Regions from separate parts of the Mus musculus genome. Here all the other regions are linked to region 3. The links are chromatin loops, found by intact Hi-C in ENCODE. Cell type or tissue: left cerebral cortex. All regions are shown on one strand. Each heading gives the region's core, and the rest is flanking DNA. Links, peaks and the distances in the headings are about the cores only.

What was found. Peaks named below come from ENCODE experiments on the same cell type or tissue, not always from the same donor. Only the 100,000 strongest peaks of a DNase experiment are listed, where the experiment ranks them.
Region 1: it touches region 3 in a loop (2.0-fold over the local background); 4 of 42 quality-filtered maps call a loop at or near these places.
Region 2: a loop joins it to region 3, with 2.1 times the contacts of the local background. A loop is called at or near these places in 2 of 42 quality-filtered maps.

Annotation. Positions count from the first base shown.
Region 1 is chr2:58,052,981-58,057,754 of GRCm38, forward strand. No RefSeq gene overlaps it. Among named protein-coding and RNA genes, the nearest start is that of Ermn, 2.5 kb to the left of the region's middle. In left cerebral cortex, for the core only: a CTCF peak has its summit at 2,604 (motif pointing right); a DNase peak (open chromatin) is centred at 2,609.
Region 2 is chr2:58,237,633-58,242,406 of GRCm38, forward strand. No RefSeq gene overlaps it. Among named protein-coding and RNA genes, the nearest start is that of Gm13544, 37 kb to the right of the region's middle. In left cerebral cortex, for the core only: no CTCF peak of the experiment used is centred there; DNase peaks (open chromatin) are centred at 2,745 and 3,241; H3K27ac peaks cover 1,079 bases.
Region 3 is chr2:58,323,165-58,327,938 of GRCm38, forward strand. All of the region lies in intron 1 of Acvr1c (activin A receptor, type IC), which reads right to left. Among named protein-coding and RNA genes, the nearest start is that of Acvr1c, 32 kb to the right of the region's middle. In left cerebral cortex, for the core only: a CTCF peak has its summit at 1,682 (motif pointing left); a DNase peak (open chromatin) is centred at 1,354; H3K4me3 peaks cover 389 bases; H3K27ac peaks cover 744 bases.

The sequences.
Region 1 (4,774 bases), core at 1,166-3,665, 270 kb before region 3:
ATAAACAAGCAATCTGAAGCAATCAGGCTTTTGTGTTAGCATGCAAAGGGGGACTTGCCGCTTGTCAGTCCCCCTCTGGGAACAGAGATTTTTGTCCCTCTCCATAATGGCCCATTGTAATTTTCCTTGTAACAGGAGCCACAATTGTTCCCAGGCTTTAATCCAGAGAGAATGACCACCTTGAGGCACATTAGTTCTGTGTAACCAGCTTAACATTTCCGAACAGATTTGGTTCGAGTAAAACCTCAGCTATTTTGTAGGAGACAATGGCATCATTTCTCATCTATTAAAGACTAAAACCAGCTTTTCAAGGACCTGTAAACATGACAACTTGATTGTAAACGGCTTTGGCAACTGATTTCATAGTGTGCTCTCAGGAAGCTGATTTTCCAGTCCCCCCAGGTCTACAGACACCCACCCTACCCATTAAAACACTGGTGTAATTTTCCCTTGAAGTTATCCCTTGCTCCAATCAGAATTATCCTTTGCATTTCATAATGATATTTGTGATGCAGTCTGTTGGCCAGTCATTGGCTAAAACTAGGCTGCTGCTCACTCCCCTGCCCTTTAATAGGATACATTCTTTCTTTTTTCTGGATGGCTCAGTCCTTCCCCAAGATCAAGTCTTTTGTCTGAACAATGTCTCTGAGTCTTTAATTTCTGGCTAATGTATCATTCCTTTAATGATTCCCTCCCTAACCAACATTTTTCCCTCCAGAGTTTAATTGCTTATGATTAACTTAAGTAACTAATTTTACAGTGATGGCACTTTACCGACTCAAATCTAAACTTCGCCTGAGCAGTGTAAAGGGAGCTCACTTTTGTTCTCAGCATGCACCACTCACCTTGCCTTCGGCAGGCAAACCATCCTGGAAGACATGAAGAGATTCTAAAGAGAAACATTCGCCCTTCCTTTCGATTATCAGACTATTGGACAGTAGACCCCAAGGAACTGGAACTACCTCAGAACTTTCATGCTGAAATGAAAACATGACTGATGAAGCCTGGTGCCAGCCAGAGAAGGCACTTGTCTCCCAAGAAGAGTTTTCATACAATTCTGGAAAGTTATCAGACCATCTTGCAGGAGGCACTGGAACCATGGTGGGTAAAAACCACACCTTGGCCAAAACTACTTAGCAGGAGTTAGGCATGGGTCTTGCCACCCATTTAACTCAAAGGTCATGTTAGCACCTGAAGATGAACTTGGAGAGATGACTAGATATTTTTTCCCCTCCCACATTGAACAATTCTTTCTCAGCTTTTCATCACATGTGACTCTTGGGTCTAACTGATGACACTACTGCACAACAACTCTGCCAACAGGCATTTGATTTTTAAAAGTGAGTAAACTTTAAAGAAGTGAGTAAATCTCTTCCACCAAGAGAATACATTTGAGGGCATTTTTATAGTAATCAAGAATAGAAATTGGGGGAGGGGGTGCTTGTAAATATGTCACCTTCAAAATTGTGCCTAAGAGGGCTGAAGAGACAGCTCAATGATTAGAACACTGGCTGTTCCTCCAGAGGAACTGAGCCACAATTCCTAGCTCCCTCTCACACAGTTGTTCAAAACATCTGTAATAGCAATTTCAGATGACCCAACTACCTCTTCTGCTGGAAACAGCCATAGAAATGGTTCACATAAAAACAGGCAAAATACCCATCTACCCATAAAAAATTTTACATTCCATCTAAAGATGACTCCATTTGATTATATGTCAGAGGCACCAAATACATGTCCCTGTGACATCATCTGCTCAATCCTGATCCAGGAAAACATCTCTAACAGAGATTGTGACCCCCTACCCTGTCATCGCCAGCTCTTCTCTCTCTAGCACACTGACTATTTGCTCAGTCTACGTAGGATGCTACATAGTTGGTAAGCCCACTGATGAAATGGGGTGATGGAGGGTGGGGCTTTGAGTTCAGTGGAGACTGTCTCACCTCAGGAAGGGTTTAACTTATGAGTTAGGGAGCCAGAATCTCACAGCCACAGAAAAATTTCAGAGTCAGTAGCTCCACATTTTATCTTGAGAGTCTGAAGAATGAAACTAATGGATTGCCGAGGGTGAGTTTGGGAATGTTTATGGAGAACATAAGAGAAAGAGAAAAGGCAGGGGTCCTGTGTAGCTGGAGCTGAACCAAGGGAAGTGTAAAGATCATTGAGATGCTAATCTATGGAGTTTTTACAGAACTAATTGTAGAAACTAGGGGAGGTGTTCAACCCAGTCGGTCCACCCATAATGTGTCTTCTCTCGCCTTTAGACATATCTTACATTCAGCTTCTAGGCACAGGTGCTGATTAAGGGGAAAAATAAGCAACCATGTACCAGAACTCCCTCTGGCATGTCTGGACACAGTGAGGACAGAACTGCAGACAGGACCAAGGACATTTCCAGCTTTCAGTCCAGAAAAAAGAATTAGATCTGTTCACTCACAGAGTCTCTGGCCCTAAATTAGTTGAATGGGTGTTTCTTTCTTGCTCCTATCAGCTGTAATGGCACATGCCATCCCTGGCCTTTGCACAGATGTTTGTATTGACCACAGCTCCTACAGGGATCCATCATCAATCACCTTGGCATATGTGAGAATAGTAGCCACTAGAGGGCAGCAGAAGGCCAGAGGCAGTGCCAACCCAGGAGGCACACAAGAGCTGCTGGAGACAATGAAGGGTCTGTCCTCACAAGAAATAACCAGTAAGCCTGTAGATGAGAAAATATTGATGGGAATCTGTGAGGGTATACAGAAACTGAATCCAAAGTTCAGGGACAAATGAGAACATATTAAACTCTATGATCCTTAAGAGAAAGAAGTGACTCTTTATTTAATCCAATAACCAGTAGCAAACAGATATACAAATGCTCACATCAGTTTTAAAGGTCCTATCCCCAATCATTCCAAGAGGGTTTTGCCAAGGACATCATTTCAGAATCACAGCAAAACTTACAGATTCTAAACGCATTGTCTTTCCTACTTCTAGGTGTCTATTACCTTTAGCAAGCATAGCATGTGCATGTACCCTGGTATTCATTTAGTTCAGTTTATGTGTCTGTGGTTGTTTTTCTTTCTAACCAATGCTTTAACTATTTGTGGAGTTAGAAGTATTTCAGGGTTGCAGAAAGAAAAAAATTGATAGAGAATTTTGTCAACTTTGGCTGACTAGACTTCACTTCTGTAGGGAATGTTTGGTAAACTGTCATGCAGAATAGTGGACAACAAGTGAATAGGGTATAATGTGCTATTTTCCCTACATATAGGAAGACCTATGAGATACTTTTTGCACCAAGATGATCTAACTATTAAATAAAACATATTATCGTGTCCTTACAGAAGAGAGTAGTCACCCATTTTTTTTATAACAATATATAACCTTCGTAAGTCTATAGCCTTAGTAAGTCTGGACTGGTGGGCTTTTCAGCTTTACATTCCAATCACAGTTTTCCCTTCCTCCTTACCCTTAATTGGAAAATCTTTTTCTAACCCATTACTTTAAGATAATGTCTATCATTGATTTTCAGGTGTGTTTCTGGTATGCAGTCAAATATTGAAACCTGATTTCTTATCCATTCTGTTAGTCATGTCTTTTTATTGGGGAATTAAGTGCATAGATATTGAGAGATATTAATGAGAAATGATTGCTAATTCCTGTTATTTTTATGTTGGTGATGGTAGTTTGTGTGTGTGTGTGTGTGTGTGTGTGTGTGTGTGTGTGTGTGTTATCTTCTCTTCTTGATTTTATACATGTGGAATTATTTATTTCCTGTGTTTTCTTGGGTATAATTAAAATCCTTGGGTTAGGATTTTCTTTATAGTATCTTCTGTAGGGCTAGATTTGTAGATATATGTTGCTTAAATTTGGTTTTGTCATAGAATATATTGTTTTCTCCCTCTATGGTTATTCAAAGTTTTGCAGGGTATAGTAGTGTGGGGTGGCATCTGCAGTCTCTAAGAATCTGCAAGACATCTCTGCCCAGGCCTTTCTGGCTTTTAGACTCTGTTGAGAGGTCAGGTGTCTAATAAGTCTGCCTTTATATGTTACTTGTCCTTTCTCCCTTGCAGATTTTAATATTATCTCCATCCTCTGAACACTTTGTGTTTTTATTATTATGTGGCCGGAGGACTTTTTTTCCTGTTCCAATCTATTTGGTGTTCTGAAAGCTTCCTTGTAAGCATCTCTTTCTTGAGGTTAGAGACATTTTCTTCTAAGATTTTGTTGAAAATATTTTTGGGCCCTTGGAACCGGGGATCATCTTCTTCTATTACTATTATTCCTAGGTTTTGTATTTTCCTAGTGTTCCAGATTTCCTAAATGTTTTGTCATAGGATCGTTTAGATTTAAGTTTCTTTGATGAATGAATCTATTTTTCTCTAGCTTATCTTCAATTCCTGAGATTCTTCATTTCACCTCTTATATTCTGTTGGTGATGCTGATCCTGCTCATTTACATAGATTTTCCATTTCCAGGGTTCCCTCAATTTGTTTTCCTTATTGCTTCTATTTCCATTTTCAGATCCTCAACAGCCCTTCACTTGTTTGCTTTTTCTTGGCTTTCTTGGCATTCTTCAAGGGATTATTGATCTTTCTCCAACTTTTTGTTTGTCTTTTCCTTGATTTCTTTAAGGACCTCTATCATCCTCCAAATGTTGGTTTTAAGGCTTTTTGTATTGTGTTTCAGCTACATTGGAATATTCATGTCTTGCTGTCATAGTATATAAGGGCTCTTGTGGTACCATATTGTTCAGACTGTTGTTGATTGTGCTCTTATACTGGTGTGT
Region 2 (4,774 bases), core at 1,220-3,719, 85 kb before region 3:
CTCCCTGATAATTCTGAGCTGTGAAAATTGCCCATGCATGTTTCTTAACAAGTGAACCAGACGGCTTTCCCAGAGTCCTTCTAATTTTATGCGTTATTCTGTGCAGTTTCTACATCATGTCTCTTCATGGACCAGCACAGAGAGATACTTGTGCTTAAATGTAAAGCCACCTACAGTGAAGTCACTTCTTCAAATGGAAGCAAATTAACCACATATAGTGAATACACATTTAAAAAATATTTTAGTGTGTGTGTGTGTGTGTGTGTGTGTGTGTGTGTGTGTGTGTGTGTTCAGGTGTCATTGCATTCTTGTGGATGTCAGGAGAAATTTTTCAGGCACCAGTTGTCTCCTTCTGCCATGCAGTTCCAGAGGGTTGAATTCAGGTCATCAGGTTTAGTACAAAGCACATTTACCTGATGAGCCATCTTACAGACTTGATGACCACACCTTTTAAAGAGAGCAAAACATGTTTGTTTTTTTTCAAGACAGTTCTCTACCTTTGCAAGATTCAAGACTTGTCCTTATTCTACAGGGCTCAGTTTTCTCAAGCTAATGGTTGATGGACTTTCTAGTTCAAATGGGTGTCTTTCTGGTCATCTAATGCTCTCATTTAAGAGTAACATGAAGCATGGAAGAATCTTAATTCTCATATGTACTGTGGTCTAAGCTCAGCTTTGTCTCTAACACATCACATGACTGCCAGCCTATCTCCTCATTAGTAAATAGATGGCTCATATATTATTTCATTAAAACAATCATTTTGCTCATAATTCTGGTATCTTAGTTACTTTTCTATTGCTATGAAAAAAAATACCATGACCAAAGCATCTAACTGGGAGCTCCCAGAGGGTTAGAGGTCATGGCCACTCTGGTGGGGTACATGGCGGCAGGCAGTCAGGCACAGTGTTGAAGCAATAGCTCATAGTTTACATCTGATCTACCGGCATTAGACAGAGAGAAAGAGAGACGAGAAATGGCATCAGATTTTAAAACCCCAAAGCCCACCACCATGGACACATGTCCTCCAACAAAATCACAATCCTACTCCTTCCCAAAGCAGTTCTACCTGCTGGGGAGCAAGCTTTCACATATATGACCCTATGGGGGCTGTTTCATTCAAACCACCACACCTGTAATCTGTATTAGTGACTTCTCTATTGCTGTGATAAAACACCAAGAGCAAGGCAACGTACATAGGAAAGTGTTTATTTAGGCTTACATTTCTGGAGGAATAACATTTATAATGTTGAAGTGAAGGTAGTAAGAGGCAGATTGTTGCATCCCACTCGACCGGCAAGAAAGACTCAACAAACCAGAATCTTCTGCGGCAAAAGCTTTATTGCTTGCTTCTTCAGGAAGACCCCGAACCGGGAAAATGGCGCCTCCCGCAGCGTGACGTTTCAGCACCTGATATGGCGTGACAGCTCCTGATTCGTTGCTCGCCCATCACCCCACTATTACGCCCTGAGAATGGGAGTGACTAGGAGTGAGTTCACTCTCGCACCTGAGTACAAGGCTTGTTTACTAGTTAGGCACAGTGGAGGCCAGCACCATCTTATAATGGCGATTGCTCGCGGCACTGCTCTTCACAGCAGATGACTGGAGCAGAGGCTGAGGGTTCACATTTTGATCTGAATGGATAAAGCAAGGAGGGGGAAACTGAAATTCTTCAAAGTCTGCCTCTAGTCAACATGCCTTTCCAATAAGGCCACACCTCCTAATCCTTCCCAAAATATTTCTACCAACTAGGGAGCAAGTATTCAAGTGCCCGAGACTCTAGGGGACTGTTATCCCTCAAATAACCAAAGGGTGTTAAGGATAGCTCATATATGCTCTACCAAAAAGCTATGAGATGGCTCAGTTATTGATCACACACTCATTAACTGCTTCTGGTCCTTGTCTGAATTCCTAGCTGGTGCCCTCAAACAAAACATCTACACCTGATCTCTTGCATCTCCCCACACTACATATCCTGAATTGCAGAGGCAAACATTTCAAGGGAAGGGGTAGAGGTTCTGTTTTTTTCTAGGATATAGCCTCAAGAGCCACACTACCTGCACTACTACTTTTAGCAGGATTCTACTCTTGAAGTAACTGTAAAGACTTATCCTGTTTGAGGAAATGGGTCATGGCTTTATTAGTACAGATATGCCAAGGATCTAGCAGAACATTTGACACAAAACCATTATGGTACCTACTGGGGGTGGGGGGCAACTAAAAATCTGACACAATTTTACTTTCAGGCCAAAATTCCCATTTTTTTTCACAAGTAAAATACTCTCATTCCTTTATCCAGAGCATTTCCCAAAGTCATCAAGCTTAGGCTTACAGTCCAGAGTTTTAGTCTCCCAGAGCTTGGGAGATTGAAAATCACTGCCTTAGAACAAGGTGCCTTGAGGTTTGCACCCTGGATGCTAATCATGTTGGTATTAAGAGAAGTGAACTGAAAGTATGATTTCTCTACTCCACATATGCCTGACAAATGATGGTGTGGTAGATGGAGAGGCAAGAAGTGTGCTTATTTGAAAAGGAGCCAACAGATAAAGCACAGTAGGCACTGGGCCATAACCATCCTAAAATATAGCCAGGTGCATATTCCCAGCTCCTTGATTAGGGCTCAGACCTACTACCAAGGAATTCTCCATTGCCTTTTGCTCTACATTTGGACTCTCATCCACTAACACATCCTTACTATGACTTAAGGCATAGGTCGTTCTTGTAGTTGAATCATGCTCATGTCTGCTTCTCTCTTCCAGAGACACCATCTCTATTCTTGTCAGTGCTAGGTGGTAAAACTCCTTTAAACATTTGTGGATATTTTTATGAATCGATTTGTAATCTATCCCATTAGACAAAAGCCACATGCATAAGTCTCATTGAGTTAAGCCTTTAAAAAAAACAAACTAAAACAAAACAAGGGCTCTCTTTAACAATACCACTCTAAGATTCCCAGGAACCTTATTATTTCACAGAAATCTGGGAGAAACATCACAAAATTGTCACGTGGTAATTTTTGGTCTGTTCAAAATGACCTATAACACACTAGCCCAGAACTCTACAAAGACTTAACAAAAGGTATTTCTCTTTCGTTCGTGTTCTCTTGACAGCACCCTGGATTTGATCTCTGCTCAGAAGCCATGTCTTAATTTAGCATCATTTGCCATCTGGAGAGGCTGGGAATGAGATACAGTTTTCTTTTCCAACCCAGCAAGCCCTGGAGACTTTATATATAACATTTCTTTCTTTAGCTCATCTTTCTTCCTTGGATTTTACTCCAGGCAGTTAGAAACAGACGGTAGGCAAGCCACTTTCGAGCCTCTTTCTGCTATACTCCTTAGCTGGGAAAATAGGTACATTTCCTATTTTCACCTCACTGCAGGAGATATTGTTGCTAAACTTTGTGCAAGTGTGTATGAGTGTTCCTTCCCTACTGCTTCCTGTAGCAACTTACTCACTCCTTTCAGTCATCAACAGCAGATTTCACAAAGTCCCTTAGATTTGCCCTGAATATCTATGCTCTTTTACTAACACGATCCATCTCACCTGCCTCAATCCTAGACCCACTACCACCTGGATTAATCTGGTGGGGCTGCACTTCACTCCTGTAACCAAAGTGTCTTCCAGATATTTACTGTTTCCCATAAAGCCATCTATACCTGATGCCATAAAGAGTGACATTGATTTTCCTTCAAAATATGCATTTTGGGGAAAATTCCATGAGAACTGTTTTCTAGGCTCAACTCAGCCTTAACAGAGGAAACTCAAAAACAAAGACTGTATTCACATTTATTATTTCCTCTATTCTGATAGATTTAAGCCTGTAGATAATTCATTGGCTGGGACCCAGAGTCCTCCAAAGGCTTCTCAGACTCATGTCAAATGCTTGATTCTGGGTGTTGTGTGAAAACTTTGTGTGGGACCATCTTATACATTATTTACATTATAATATGCATGCATGTCCTGGGCTTCCTTATAATGTGGTAGCTAGTTTCCAAGAGTAAGCCTGTGCGCCAACAAGATACAATACCTGTCATGAGTCAGCCTTAGAAATAATTTTAGTCACTTTTGCTTTATGATTTTTAATTTAAAAAAATGGTACGAGTTCCAATATACAAATGAAAGAAAATAGATTCCACAGGTCAGCAAATGGCACAGTTCTACAGTACCATATGAGATCAAAATTGTTGTTGCCACCATTTGTAGAAAATACACTTTACTACAAAGGAAAAACACATCAAAATAGATGCACAGTGCACGTCTGTTCCCTTCCTCAAGAAAAATTTGCATTTCTTCTCCTAAAATATTGCTTTATTGTGTAAGCTATGGGTAGTCTTTAAAGACCTTTGAATTGGCTGGAAAAAAAACTAACAGGTAGATATGCATATGAAATTTCTGGTGATATTAAAAAGACTCATTTGATTTTTGAGATACCAGTGACCAGGGGGAAAATAATTAGTGGTAGACTCTTTATCTTTGAAAACAACATTTTTAACATGTAAAGAATGAACAAAGTGTGGATGCTTCAGTGCTTCTTAGAAAGAGGAACTAAATACTCACAGGAGGAAATATGGAGATAAAGTGTGGAGCAGAGACTGAAGGAAAGGCCATCTAGAGACTGCCCCACCTGGGGATACAGTTGCCAAACCCAGATGCTATTGCAGAAGCCAGGGAGTGCTTACTGACAGGAGCCTGATATGGCCTCTCCTGAGAGACAAATACAGAGGCAGATGCTCACAGCCAACCATTGGACTGAGAGCAAGGTCCCCAATGGAGG
Region 3 (4,774 bases), core at 743-3,242:
GAATCTATTAACACAACTTAGTGCTGCTCATACATTCATTTCTTCCGTTGACGGCACGATCACAACATTGTCTTTGTTATGATCATCTAATGGAACGCATAGAGCTGTCATCACTGAACATGGAAGTAGACAGCATTTTCTTATTTTTAGGCATTTTGATTGTTTTCAGTTTTTTGCAAATAAATAACCCTGCACTGAGCGTTTGCTAGGCAGGCATCACAGACTGCGGTTGCAACATTAGACATTCTTGATAGCTATTGTGAAAGGACTTTCCAGTGAAAGTTTCCACTGGTATTGTATGAAAGCACCACAGGACGAGCGTCAGCGTTTGGTTCCCTGCAATCTAAATAAGGTGACACGTGACAGTTGTAGCTTATACTAATCCTCACTTCCAAGTTAAAGGAGTTAAACCTGTTTTGTTTTCCAAATATTTATTTGGTTTCCTGTTGGGTAAGATTTTGGTTGATTGTGCTCATCTCCTGTGAATCTTAATTTTTTTTTCTAACTTGTGAAAGCATTTGCAAAGATGGAAGCCCTCATCATTTCCCCACTTCATAGGCCTGCTTTCTGTTAACCCTGTCCTCCTCCTCCTCCTCCTCCTCCTCCTTCTCTTCATCCTCCTCCTCCTTCTTCTTCTTCTCCTTCTCCTCCTTCTTCTTCCTCCTCCTTCTCCTCCTCCTCCTCTTCCTCCTCTTTTTGCTTGTTTGGTTGCCTGGTTGTTTCCTGCTGTGCAAGGGGTAGAAGCCCAAGAATTCTAACATGAGTAGTTGGCTTTTTGGTTTTATGATTCTCTCCTTGTCAAAAACAAATCCAGCAATATGCATGCTATTGAAATGAAAGTAAATTACCCATAATCCTCACATTTCCAAAATGACTACTGTTATTAGCGGTCTCCAAATCTCTCTATATCAAATTCATACTTACATACATGTAAACTCATGTTTTACTTGAAATTTCTCCCTTCTCTTAAATCTTGGCAAATCTTCTCTCATTCGAAGTGATTTTTAAAATTATTTTTTGCTATAGCCCAAGCCCTGGGTTAAGAAAGAGAATGGGGGAGGTCGGAGGTTAATAGCATGCCTTAAAGGACGTTTGCCCACTAGGTGTAAGGGCTGGTGTGTTACAACAAGCATGCTTGAATACAGGCTGTTGAAACACTGAGGTGGGGCACTGCTTCAACCTGCTAGGGCTGGGGACAAGAAATTCAAGGCAATTGGACGGGGACCCGGAAAACCTTCTTTTCAGTCAGCTCTGCCATTGTCAGACAGCCAGGAAAACCACAGCAGCCGGGGAAACCGCGGCAACCCTCGCCCACCAGACGGGCATGGAGTGTCTCGCCTGCCCCCTCCCTGTCAGCGGCTTCTGTCACTCCCACTCTCCAGCTGGAAGAGACTCCCAGCTTGCCGCCCACCCCATCGCCACCTCCGGTGTCCCAGTCACCAGCCTCCACGGGGGGCCCTAGGGCCTGTGCCACGGGGAATGTTCAATCCTTTCCCCTGGCTTGCAAAGAGAGGCTCCGAGCCTCCTGGACGCGAGTCGCCTAGGGCCATGTAGGGCACTGCAGAACACCTCTTTGTCCCCACCTCGCAAACTTCAGGCTTGCTTTCTTTGTCTCCTACCTCAGAGCCCAGCCAAGGGGAACTGACTGCAGGGATGGGATGATTTCGGGGGCATCTGGGTACCACCTAGTGGCTGCAAAGGCAGTATGCAGGCCACTGGGCCACTTTTTACACCTTGGTGGCCTCTATTCAGATCACGAACAATAAAATGTCATATCCCAGATTCCCCTTTGTTGAAACCTTAGAATCCCACCACTGCAGTGTGAGCTGCATGTACTCTGGAAAACTGCTTCTCCTCAGTTATGTCCCCAACCAGGTAAGGTGGGACATGTATCTCAGAAATAAGGATGTTCTAAGTCCAAGATCAAGGGATTGCCTTTGGAAAATTTCAAATGCCAATACTAGCTATCCTTTAAAAATGTTAAATTTATTTCAATTTCCTATTTTCAAATACAAGTTGATGAAACAAAATTTCCCAGTAAAGGCTCTGTCAGAAGTAGGGTACAAATCCTGGTTTTTGGTCAGCCTAACCTTTTTGTTGCTTTACCAGGAGCAGAAATAATTTACTCATATATGCTTTAATTGATGATAAATTGTTGTTTACAAGTATACCAATATACAATTTTAATATTTTTCCATGGAAAATAATCAGTAATTAATGTCCTCTCTAGCAGAATGCAGTTTCAAGCAAGAGTATGTACTATTGCATGGGAGAGTGAACGCAGCATTTCAGGAGCCCTGTGCCAGCCATGACAGGTAAAAGCCAAATTAGATGTAAGGTTATAAGCCTAGCTTTAGTCACATAGTCTTTTAAGATGATGTCTCAATCAGTCACTCTGAGAAGGTATTCTTAGATGATCATGAATGTTCCCTTTCAGGTCTATGGTAGTTTGAATAGGGATGGCCCCATAGACTCACATGTTTGAAAGCTTGGCCCACAAGGTGTAGCACTAATCACATGTGTGGCCTTGTTGGGGGAAGTGTGTCACTATGGAAATGGGCTGTGAGGTCTTATACATGCCTAGGTCTGCCCAGTGTCCTTCTGCTGCCTTCAGATCAGATGTAGAGATATTGGCTCCTCAAGTACCACATCTGCCTGTCATGGTGGGAACACGATAATGATAATGAACTTAACCTCTGAAACTGTAAGCCAGACCCAATTTTATCATTTTTTTTATAGAGTTGCCATGGTCATGGTATCTCTTCACAGTAATGGAAACCCTAACTAAGATAAGGTCTAAGATTCTGCAACTATAAGAGATGAATGTGTCATGCAATGGTATCTGGTATTGCCATACCATGAGAGCAGTATCTGTGTGTGAGAATATACTCAGAGAATCAAGGACATCCCATGTTGGAACCACAGGTTAGGAAGAATTATGTTTCCAGAGAGTTTACCCTGACCAGGCTGAACTTAATCATCAGAATTCATCATTTGGAGGTCTCTGAAGTCATAAAGGTCACCACCTGATACTTAATCCAGTGAAGTGTAGAGAACCCAAGAACCCAATGGGAGAGGACCCCAAGAGTGTGGATGCACTGAGAAGAGGAGTGTGTGACATATGCTGTGGGCTTGAGAAAGCTGGCATCCACTCCTAAGTTAACAATAAAGACAGTAAGAAGACGAATGAATGCCTGTCTTGCTTCAAAGAAGAAATTAACATTGTAAAGGAGAGGCAGATGATCAATTGGTAGTTCATCGTTAAATTCCAGGGCTGGAGGAAGTAGTCCTCAAGAGTTCTCAGGGGCTCACTTCCTGAAATGGTCACCCTAGGAATGTGATGGAGACATCACAATTCACATGTACACTCCCTGCAATGATCAAGAAGAGATGAGTAGAGAAATAACAGGGAGCTCTCTGAAGGAAGAAGTGGATCTAGGCAAAGAATGACAAGGGAGGTGTCTTAGTTGGGGTTTTACTGCTGTGAACAGACACCCTGACCAAGGCAACTCTTATAAAGGACAACATGTAACTGGGTCTGGCTTACAGGTTCAGAGGTCAGTCCATTATCATCACACTTCCTCCAACAAGGCTACACCTACTCCAAGTCCACACTTCCAAATAGTGCCATTCCTTGGGCTAAGCATATTCAAACCATCACAGGAGGAGTTAAAACGGGAAGAGTAGGGCAAGTAATTAGAGAAGTGTGTGTGTGTGTGTGTGTGTGTGTGTGTGTGTGTGTGTGTGTGTATGTATGTGTACTGATCCCATGTCTCTTTCAAATATTGACCCCAATGCTCATAGATCTAGCCTGGATACTCACAAGAATTTATATAATGCAAAAAGAAAGGGTATCAGCTCCTGGCCCTATCTGCAATGAAGATGGGTAGGAGTGGGAGCTGATGAGTGGGAGGTAAACTTCTTAAATCCGTAATTAAAAAAAAATACTTCTAAAAATATAATTCTCAGACTTCTAGGGATGATCACAGACACTTTAGGAGATGAAGTTACATGGTTTCTCCTGGATTCTCTGTCTATCAACATATCACTCAACATAATAACTGCCCTTGCCTAGAGATACACAGGCAAGAGAACAGAGAAAAAATGGAACTCTGCGAATGCTCAGGCTCTGTCTCAGCCAGAGAAAGTGGAACAGCTTGCCCTACATTGTTCTGCCTCTTTGGTATAAATGAACGTAACACAAAACTAATCATTAGAAAACTAACAAACAAATGAAAAACCCTGTCTTCCTGTCTGTGTTGAGTCCAACTTAGTCAGAATTTCACCAGGTTTAATACTAAGGACAGTGTGCCTTGAAAAACTTTCTGCCCATGATTGAAATCCTGAGCCCCTCTTAGACCAGTCCTGTGGCCTAAATAGGTACTGCTCCTCTCTAAATTGGTCTTCCACACTGCTGATAAGGAGGGAATTTATCCCACAGGGTTGTTTTGAAGATTAAATGATATAGACAATACATTTCATGTGTCTCAAAAAATTAAAACTACAACTTTAATCTCCACCATTACAGATAGTGGATTCCCAGCTCTTTGGTCATGACCCAAGCCTCACTTCTTAACATACAACTTTCAGAGTTCTGGAAAATCTTTCTAGTTTTGATTAACTCTTGCTTTTAGAGCCATAGTACCATAAATTAAATAAAACCAGTGGTTCAAAAACAACAGAAACGCTGCAAAACAGTAACACCGGATTATGATCAGAGGGTAGAAATATCTGGAAAACTGACTCTCATACTCAATATTATACTAAAATTTCT